Linked DNA regions of Mus musculus: region 2 is linked to region 1. A link is a contact called in ENCODE Hi-C or POLR2A ChIA-PET data. All regions are on one chromosome and are shown on one strand. The core of a region is the stretch at or near the end of the contact, and the rest is flanking DNA. Distances in the headings are between cores, read along the strand shown.

Region 1 (5,004 bases), core at 1,805-4,304:
ATCCACCTCCCTGCACACACACACACACACACACACACACACACACACACACACACACACACACACACTCACACCTAGAACTCGCCCTATGAACCAGATTGACCCGGAGCTTACACTCATCATCACACCTCTGCCTCCCAAGTCCTAGGACCACAGGTCTGCCCTGCCACACCCAGCTGAAGACTACTAGACTGAATATATCTTCATCATCCACTGGAGGATACGCTCATAGACTACTTGCTAAACTCTGATTCCCACGTAAAACGCTGTGGCATATGTGTAAGCCCACATGTATGAGCACATATGCACAGACACACATGTAAAATAAAAGTGATAGGGGCTGGAGAGATGGCTCAGAGGTTAAGAGCACTGACTGCTCTTTCAGAGGTCCTGAGTTCAAATCCCAGCAACCACATGGTGGTTCACAACCATCCGTAATGAGATCTGATACCCTCTTATGGGGTGTCTGAAGACAGCTACAGTGTACTTAAAATAAATAAATTAAAAAAAAAATAAATCTTGCTGGGTGTGGTGCACTCAGGAGGCAGAGGCAGGCAGATTTCTGAGTTCGAGGCCAGCCTGGTCTACAAAGTGAGCTCCAGGACAGCCAGGGCTGTACAGAGAAACCCTGTCTCGAAAAAACAAACAAACAAACAAATAAATCTTTAAAAAAATAAAAATAAAATAAATAAAAGTGAGGCAAAGGCAGGCAGATTTCTGAGTTCGAGGTCTACAAAGTGAGTTCCAGGACAGCCAGAGCTATACAGAGAAAAGAAACCCTGTCTCCAAACAAACAAACAAACAAACAAACAAAAGCAGTATTTATTTATGGTGTGTGTGGAGGTCAAAGGCCAACTTGCCTGTAACTGTACCCCGAGACAACTCCTCACTGGGCACCCCATTCTTTCTTTTATTTTTTTCTTTATCCCTTAGCTCTTTTTGCCATTATTTGGTTTTTAGACACAGTCTCATTAAATAGACCAGGCTGCCCTTGAACAGAGATAGGAAAGCCTCTGGGATTAAAGACGTGTGCCACCATTCCCAGCTCTGTTATTTCTTACTATTTTCCATGTCCCTCTGAGAGGACACAGCTCCCTGCTGACCCATAGCCAAGCAACCTGCTCCCGACAGACAAGCAACTCATGTAGAACTCAAGACAGTCACTACCAAGGCCTGGAGTTAGGTGTGTCTCATTTCACAAGTTACATACAAGCATATCTTTGGGCTGGAGAGATGCCTTGGGGATGGCACAGGCTGCTCTTCCAGAGGACCTGGGTTTGATTCCCAGCACCCACATGGTGACTCAAAACTGTTTGTACCCACAGTATCAGGGGTTCAGACTCCCTCTTCTGTGTTCTGAGAGCTCTGCACACACATGGTGCACAGACATACATGCAGACAAAACACTCATACACATAAAGTAATAAAAAAATTTTTTAGCCGGGTGTGAGGTAGGGTGGCGCACCCCTTTGATCCCAGCACTCAGGAGGCAGAGGCAGGCAGATCTCTGAGTTTGAGGCCAACCTGGTCTACAGAATGAGTCCAGCAAGTACCCAGAGGAATCCTGTCTTGAAAGAAAGAAAGAAAGAAAGAAAGAAAGAAAGAAAGAAAGAAAGAAAGAAAGAAAGAAAGAAAGAAAGAGGAGGAAGGAAGGAAGAGAATTTATGTAAGTTTGTGGATGTCATAGTGCACACCATTAATCCTAGCACTTGGGAGGCAGAAACAGATGTATCTCTGTCAGTTCAAGGCCACTCGGGTCTACAGAGTGAGTTCCAGGACAGCTAGGGCTACACAGAGAATCCCTGTCTCAAAAAAAACAAAACAAAAAACCAAAAATGCTTTAAAGCACATATCAGTTTTTCTGGTTGTTTTTTGTTTGTTTGTTTGTTTGTTTTATTGAGACAAACTCTCACTAGGTAACCAGTGTTAGCAACAAACTCATGACCATCCTGACACAGCCTCCCCAGTGCTGGGACAACAGCCATGTGCAACCACACCTGGCGATACAGTTTTTGTTTGTCAGCGTTGAGGTCTGAAGGCATGCATGGTAAGAGTCTTCCAGTTAGCTGTGGTCCCAGCCCCTGCAGTATCACTAGAGGGACAATTTCTAGATGCTCCCTGCGCTGGACAGTTTTATGTCAGTTTGACACAACCTAGAGAGGAGAGAATGTAAATAAAGAAATGTCGGCCGGGTGGTGGTGGCCCACGCCTTTGATCCTAGCACTTGGGAGGCAGAGGCAGGTGGATTTCTGAGTTCGAGGCCAGCCTGGTCTACAGAGTGAGTTCCAGGACAGCCCCAGGGCTACACAGAGAAACCCTGTCTCGTAAAACCAAAAAAAAAAAAAAGAAAAAAGAAAAAAAAAACCAAAAAAATTCTCCATCCGATTGAGCTGTAAGCAGGCCTGTACAGCATCTTTCTTTCTCTTTCTCTCTTTTCTTTTCTTTTTTGTTTTGTTTTGACTTACTTTTTTTTTCAAGACAAGGTTTCTTTGTGTCATTTTAGCTGTCTTGGAACTTGCTCTGTAGACCAGGCTGGTCTTGAACTCAGAGAGATCTGCCTGCCTCTGTCTCTCAAGAGCTGGGATTAGAGTGTGAACCACCACTTCCAGCTGGGCATTTTCTCAATTCATGATTGATGGGGGGAAAGCCAGCCATTGAGGTGCCACCCCTGGGCTAGTGGTCCTTTCTATAAGAAAGCATGGGACAAGCCAGTAAACAGTCGTGTCGTCCCCCCATGGCCTCTGCCTCAGCTCCTGCCTCCAGATTCCTGCCTTGCTTGAGTTCATTCATGTCTTGACTTCCTTCGATGATGAACTGTAATGTGGAAATGTAAGCCAAATAAACCCTTCCCTCCCCAACCTGCCTTTGGATCACGATACTTCAACGCAGCCATAGAAACCCTAAGACATCATCAAATAGATTGTAATTAGTGAGGGATACAATCTATATGAACAGGGAATCTTCACAGGTCTGGGCAATTGGGACAGTTCCCTTTGTTGCCGGTAGGTGTCGCTCTAGACCAGGATGGCAGGAGCGGCCTTGGCGGTTGTAAAGCTAACTAACTGTAAAGGAATGCTGCTCTTTGGCTCCAAAAATGGTTTTGACCTCGCTGCTGGGACTTGCCGCTCTTCGACTGCCAGGAAACAGTGTGTGCCAGGTCCCAGCCACGGAGGACGGAGGAAATATCTAGTTGCATGCCATGCAATGGAAACGCGACTTCCCTGGAACCAAAACAGAAACAGGATGAACGGCCCTCGCCTCTCACCCTCCTCACCTCGGAATCTCTGGTTCTCCACAGTTTCAATACTTTGTGGTTCCTAAAGAACAGAACTAATGTTTCCCCCACGTATTTAATAAGCTCCAGGGCTGTATCTCCTCTGCCTGCTGGAGTGAATGAAACACAGCTTTGTTTGCTCTTTCTGGCTTTAGGGCCCAGAGCAGGCTCTCAATCGTTACAGGTTCTAGAAACCACAGTGGCAAGATGTCTGTCTGTCTGTCTGTCTATCATTCTCCTCCTTCTCTTAGTCTTTTAAGAAAAGTATATATGTACACACACACACACATACACACACACACGTACAAACTGGATTCAAATTTGTAGTTTCTCTTGGTGGAAATGGTTGCTGTCTGGCAAGGTCTCAGCATGACATCAAACCCACTATGTAGTCCGAGTTGACTTTGAACTCCCCATCCTCCTGCTTCTACCTCCCAAGAACTGGGATCAAAGGTCCACACCACCATGACTAGCATTCTTTTCTCTGGCAAGGATTTTCAGTATCTGGAGGCTTTATGCCAAAATGAAATAATACATATGATGTTCATTTAGGGCCTCACCATGACCCAATATAAGTTGTTGAAATAATTCATATTATGACCTTCTTAAATTATAATATGATGTTCATATTATAAGTTCTTAAAAATCTGTTCGTGTCCTCTCACTGTAACAGCTCAGTGGATAGGATGATTGCCTGGTTTTGATCCCCAGTACCACATAAACTTCACCATAGTGGGGCATGTCTATAATCCTAGTATTCAGGAGGTGGAGACAAGAGGATCGGAAGCTCAAGGCCGACCCTGGTGATGTAACTGGTTTAAGGGACAGCCTGGAATAAACAGACCCTTGTCTACAAAAAAGGGAGGGGGCTCAATTTTTAAAAAGTAGCATCATTATTATGACACGTAGGTCATGACAGTACATGGCCAGTCAGGACCTTGAAGAAGCCCAGCAACCTGAATCAGGCTTTCATTGGGACTCATGCCTGCCTGAGCTGTTTGGTTACAGAAGCTGATGTGACATAAGGAAAACCAATCACTTTGTGGTAACAGACATGGTTTATTGGCTGTGCTGTATATAAAATATGGCTAAAGGCTTGAATTAGCAACTAGAACATCAAATCCATTACGTCGGTCTATAACCATCCTTATGGCTACAGTACCATTAACGAGAGAACTAACTATAGCAGGTTTTAGTGTGGGTATATATTTTGTTTTATTTTATTTTATTTTATTTATTTTGGCTTTTTTCTTTCTTTTTTTTTTTTTTCCTGGTGCTGGTATTTTATTTCTTTGCGTACATTAGGCCATGAATTCGTATGGAATGGGCTCCAACAGCTCAGGCTCTTTTCCGTTAGTCCTCACAAAGTGTGCTTCTCTGGGTGGCGCAGGCTGGCGCTTCAGCTGCACCCAGGTGCCCTTCTCTTTGGCTTCCTTTTTCTTCTGGTCGTTCTCCTTCACCCGCTTCAGGAAGTTGTCTCTGCTCTTTGAGTGCTTGATGTGCTCAATCCGCACATTGATCCTCTTGGCCAGAATTTTGCCCTTAACCTGCTTGTTGACAATGATGCCCACGGCATGCTGGGTGACATTGTAGACTCTTCCGGTTTTGCCGTGGTAGCACTTATGGGGCATTCCTTTTTGAACAGTACCCATTCCCTTGATGTCTACAATATCACCCTTCTTGTAGATTCGCATGTATGTGGCCAAAGGAACAACGCCATGTTTCCTAAA
Region 2 (4,617 bases), core at 551-3,050, 140 kb after region 1:
TCCTCTGTAGTAATACAGAGGCACATGACCTGGTGGGTGCAAGCAATTAGGGCATAGTTGGTAGCAGGAACACCTGGCTACTTGGTTGAGGAACACCCCCCTCCCCCAGTTTAGCTCTGGCTGTCCTAGGACTCGCTCTGCAGACCAGCCTGCTGGGAACTCAGAGATCCACCTGCCTCTACCTCTGAGTGCTGGGGTAAAAGGCCTGTGCCAGTACCACAGCCCACAAACTTCAGTGAAAGAGAGAGAGAGAGAGAGAGAGAGAGAGAGAGAGAGAGAGAGAGAGAGAGAGAGAGAAACACCATCAGAAGGAGCTTGATAGCACAGGCTCACTTGGGAGGCAGTTCAGGCTAGCCTGGTCTACATTGCGAGTTCCAGGACAGCCAGTACTATGTAGAGAGACCCTGTCTCAAAAAATAAAAATTAAAATAAAGGTAAATAAATATCCACCAAAGGGCCTACAAGTTAGCTCAGTGGCACTTGCCACCAAGCCTGACCACTTGGGTTCAGTCTCCAGGCCACACAGGTTGGAAGGAAAGAACTGACTCCTGTAAGCTGGCTGCTGTCTGATCACACTCAAGGACTGTGGTATGAGAGTACACAGTGTGCAGGTGCATGCAGGCGTGCGAGCAGGTGCGCACACACACACAAAGAAATACAACTAAAAATCCACCAAGATCCCAGCACTTAGGAGGCAGAGGCAGGCAGCCAGCTGGTCTAGACTGGTCTACACAGTGAGTTCCAAGACAACCAGAACTGTACAGTGAAACCCTGTCTTGAAAACAAAACAAACAAAAATCTATCAATAGCAACTAGTTAGACTACAGTGCATGAATTCGTCATGATGCTGAACAACTGAAAAGACAGAGGAGAGAAACTAAGTGTTTTACAAAACCCCGGGGCCAGGCAGGGTGGGGAGGCCTTTCATCCCAGCACTTTGGAGGCAGAGGCAGGCAGATCTCTTAGTTCAAGGGTAGCTTGGTCTACAGAGAGAGTTTCAGGACAGCCAAGGCTACAAAACCCTGTACCGAAATTAATTAAAAGGGCTGGAGAGATGGCTCAGTGGTTAAGAGCACTGACTGCTCTTCCAGAGGTCCTGAGTTCAATTCCCAGCAACCACATGGTGGCTCACAACCATCTCTAATGGGATCTGATGCCCTCTTCTGGTCTGCCCAAAGACAGCAACAGTGTACTCACATACATGAAATAAATAAATACCTTGTAGGCAAGCCTTTTGAATGAAAGAGCATTGCACAGTATTCTCGATGGGTGGCAGTATTGTAGCCAATGAGGTTTATCGAAGACGTGATTATTGCTAATTGAAAAAGCAGTGGGGGGAGAGGGGCTGGAGAGATGGCTCAGCAGTTAAGAGCACTGGCTGCTCTTTCAGAGGTCCTGAGTTCAATTCCCAGCAACCACATGGTGGCTCACAACCATCTGAAGGGAATCCAATGCCCTCTTCTGTTGTGTCTGAAGACAGCTACAGTGTACTCATATAAATAAATATATCTTTAAAGATAAAAGAAAAAGCAGTGGGGAGGGCTAGGCATGTAACTCGGTTAGCAGAGGACTTGGCTGGAATCCACAGGGCCCTCCTCAGCCTTGTAGGGAAAAGATCCAGGAAGATCTCCTGACAACTAACGGTACTACTCCTTTGGGGCTGGAGAGCCAGCAGAGCAATGCTGGAGGACACTGGCTGCTCTTCTATAGGTCTGGGATTTGATTCCTGTCCCCCATGAGTCTAGTTTCAGTCCAAAAGTGTGCACAGTTCAAGGTATATACTCGTATCATATCCACTTTTTAGTAAGTTATATTTCACAACGGAAAAGAAGAGAACGCCCAAGTGTCCCCTGCCCAGTCCCATAGCCACAATCCCTTGTCTCCTGGAGAAGCCCCCATGTAAAACAACTTCATTCCGCCCCTCTTGGCAGGCCGGTAGTGAGGCTGAAGTAGAGCCTGGCTCCTCAGTCTGGCCTAGTGCCAGGCTGACCTGCCTGGCAAGGAGTCATGGCGTCGTCGCCCTGTCCATGGCCTTTGTCCACAGCGGCAGCGTCTCCTCTTTCCTCCGCTTCCACTCCATTGTTGACCAACCGGGTCAGGACCCGCTGCCTCCTGCATTATTGATGATGCTGCCCAGGAGGGGAGACTCCAGGAGGGGGACAGATTGAGCCCATAACCCTGCAGGAGCAGAAAGCATCTATAGCAACCGAGGCCTCAGGGCACCCATGGGCAGTCAGATCAGATCAGAAGGCAAAAGGATCAGGACATCGGGAAGTCAGTCATGGGCAGAAGTAAGGGCAAAGCGCCCCACCGCCGGCCTCGACCTGGAAGACCAGCCTCAGCCGAGCTGGAGTCTGGGTCCGCCAGCGCCGACTGCGCCCCAAGCCCGGACCGCAGGCCTGCCCGCAGCAAAGCCCGCAAGAACAAGCCCGCTACGGAGCACGAGGCCACTGGAGGCAAGGGGACCGCTGGAGGCCAGAGGAAGCACACCGGAGAGGGGAACCACCGCTGCAGAACATCACAGGAGACCCAGGAGAGGCAGAGCAGCTCGCAGCGTCTGAGACACGGACCCACGGAGAGCCGTGACTCCGGGGACAGTTGTGGGGAGCACACGGAGGAACAGGGAATCCCCAGGGAAGAAGTGAGGACAGGCAAACGCGGCCGCCGCAGGAGAGGAAAGGATCGGGGACCTTTGACTCGGCGAGGTCACGGAGAGACTCCTGGCAGGGATGGGGACACGTCGGGCGGGGATGGTGGCAGCTCGTGTCTGGACAGTGAAGCCCGCGAGGCCCAGGACAGCAGCAGCCAGGGCGGTGGAGCCCCGGAGCGGCCACCCAAAATGGAACCTTCGGATCCCAGGTCAGAAGGCGCTCCAATCAGAGGACCCAGCTCAACTCAGGTACAGGGCAAATGCCCTGGCAGCAACCATCCAGGCAGCGAAGGACACGCCTTGGAGCTCCAGAGCAAGGAAGGGTCGTCGGGGACGGGGCCTCAAAGAGCGAGTGACGATTCCCGGACAGATACAGACTCGAGCCCCGGGTGGGCTGGGCACAGACATCTCCCACAGAAGATCCCAGGAACCTCAAGTGGCATCCCTGAGTCCCAGGAGATAGAGCTGGGGAGGGAAGCTGCAGCCTCCAGCGTCCCCAGAGGCTCTCAGAGTCCCCAGGACTCTAGCGCGATTGTAGACACCAGTGATGTCGGGGCACAGCCAAAGGCTGAGCTGCTGGGCACCGAGCCTGAGACAGCGGGGGCTCCCGGGGCTCAGCTCCTCCAGGTCGGAGAGGTGACGAGAAAGGCGCTTGTGGTTGCGGGAGAGAGCGACGCGGGAGCCAGAGAGCGATCGCGTGCAGGGGACCCAGGGCCCCGGGACCGGACGCCACTGGCTGCGCTCGTAGTGCTGCGCAGGCTGCGTCCGAGGCCCCCAGCCGGCGCGTCTCCCCAGTTCGCTGGTGGCATCCGCGTGGGTCTCAAGGCGCGGCTGCAGCGCGTGGCGCGGGCCCTGGGCTTCCTGCGTTGGCTGCGACTGCGGGTAGAGCGACGTCGGACAGAGGCGCGGGCCGCGAGCCCGCGGGAGTGTAAGGAGCGCGGCCGCGAGAGGGCGCTCGAGGCGCGGGGCAGGGTGCCCGGGCCACGGCGCTGGTTGGCCTTGCGCCTGGCCTGTCGCCTGGTGGGGCTCCGGGGAACGCCGCGAGCTCTCCCTGGCGGTGGTCCGAGCCCTCCGCAGGCTCTGAGTAGCTCCGTCTCTAATGATGCATCAGCCATCGAGGATCCAGCTCCAGATCCCAAATTCGCAGTGGTCTTTCCCCGCATCCACAAAGCCAGGAAGGAGTCGGGCAGCAGCAGTTCGGGAACATCCGCGGGCGCCCCCACTGCTGGAGCTGCAGAGGATAGGGAGGAACAAGAAGCTAACGGAGAAGGGGTGGCCAGGGCCTGTCAGGTTCCCTCCTTTTTCCCGTCTGCCCGCAATGGGACACCACCGAATGAGAACCGGAGCCAAGCAGAGCCAGAGACCCTGGAAGCTAAGACTGGGGTGCACTGGGCACAGGACTCTAATCCCAGCGAAGACCCTGAGCTTGGCGCTGATACTCTGCTGCCTCAGCTCACCCTGGAGACTCGCCTGCGGCAGAATAGCCCCTGCAGGTCACCAAGGGAGCGGTGGGAGCCAGAGGATGACACTGAGGCAGCGCTGGAAAGGGACCTGGAGTTGAGCCTCCAGAGGAACCTAGAGATGCCACCCTTTCTGGGTGCTAAGACCGGGAGTCTCCCAGAGAGCCTGGAAGACATTGAGGACCTCGCCAGGCTGCGGTGAGGGGCACAATGTCAAATCCGCTGCCCCTGGTTCATAGTTTCTCATAGTTCATCCCGCCCTCAGACCTTTCAAAATTGTATGCAACCTTACTGAATCAACAGAAATTTTTGTCTCAGAGAAAGACAAATTTGGGGTGCAAGGTGCTTTCCAAATCTGCAGCCTTGCTCCTTAACTATCGATTGAACCTGAGGTCTCCTGCATGTTGGTCTTAATCTATATAACCCCAGATATATGAGAGAGAGAGAGAGAGAGAGAGAGAGAGAGAGAGAGAGAGAGAGAGAGAGAGAGAGTGAGTCCTGGCTGTG

The links. A loop is a pair of places that touch in the nucleus more often than their neighbours do. ChIA-PET counts read pairs that join two places held with the same protein, here RNA polymerase II (POLR2A).
Region 2: a map of heart shows a loop between it and region 1 (8-fold over the local background). The contact joins the promoter of Myo15b here to the enhancer-like site in region 1. A Hi-C loop is called at or near these places in 8 of 37 maps with a recorded cell type or tissue (Patski, gastrocnemius, heart and 1 more). POLR2A ChIA-PET finds 5 or more read pairs at or near these places in 3 of 5 experiments (Patski and embryonic stem cell).

What each region holds. Positions count from the first base shown.
Region 1 is chr11:115,719,751-115,724,754 of GRCm38, forward strand. Gm42096 (a long non-coding RNA gene) reads right to left here. Exons shown (of 2, transcript XR_880315.1): 2 at 2,906-3,221. It also overlaps the pseudogene Gm11703. Among named protein-coding and RNA genes, the nearest start is that of Gm42096, 4.6 kb to the right of the region's middle. Within about 2 kb of position 3,055, at least 2 of the 3 ENCODE cell types and tissues checked have a DNase peak (open chromatin) inside an H3K27ac peak, as active enhancers do; they include gastrocnemius and heart, where a contact is called at or near this core.
Region 2 is chr11:115,856,125-115,860,741 of GRCm38, forward strand. It overlaps Myo15b (myosin XVB), which reads left to right and starts at 1,801. Exons shown (of 64, transcript NM_001384233.1): 1 at 1,801-4,308. The coding sequence starts at 2,282.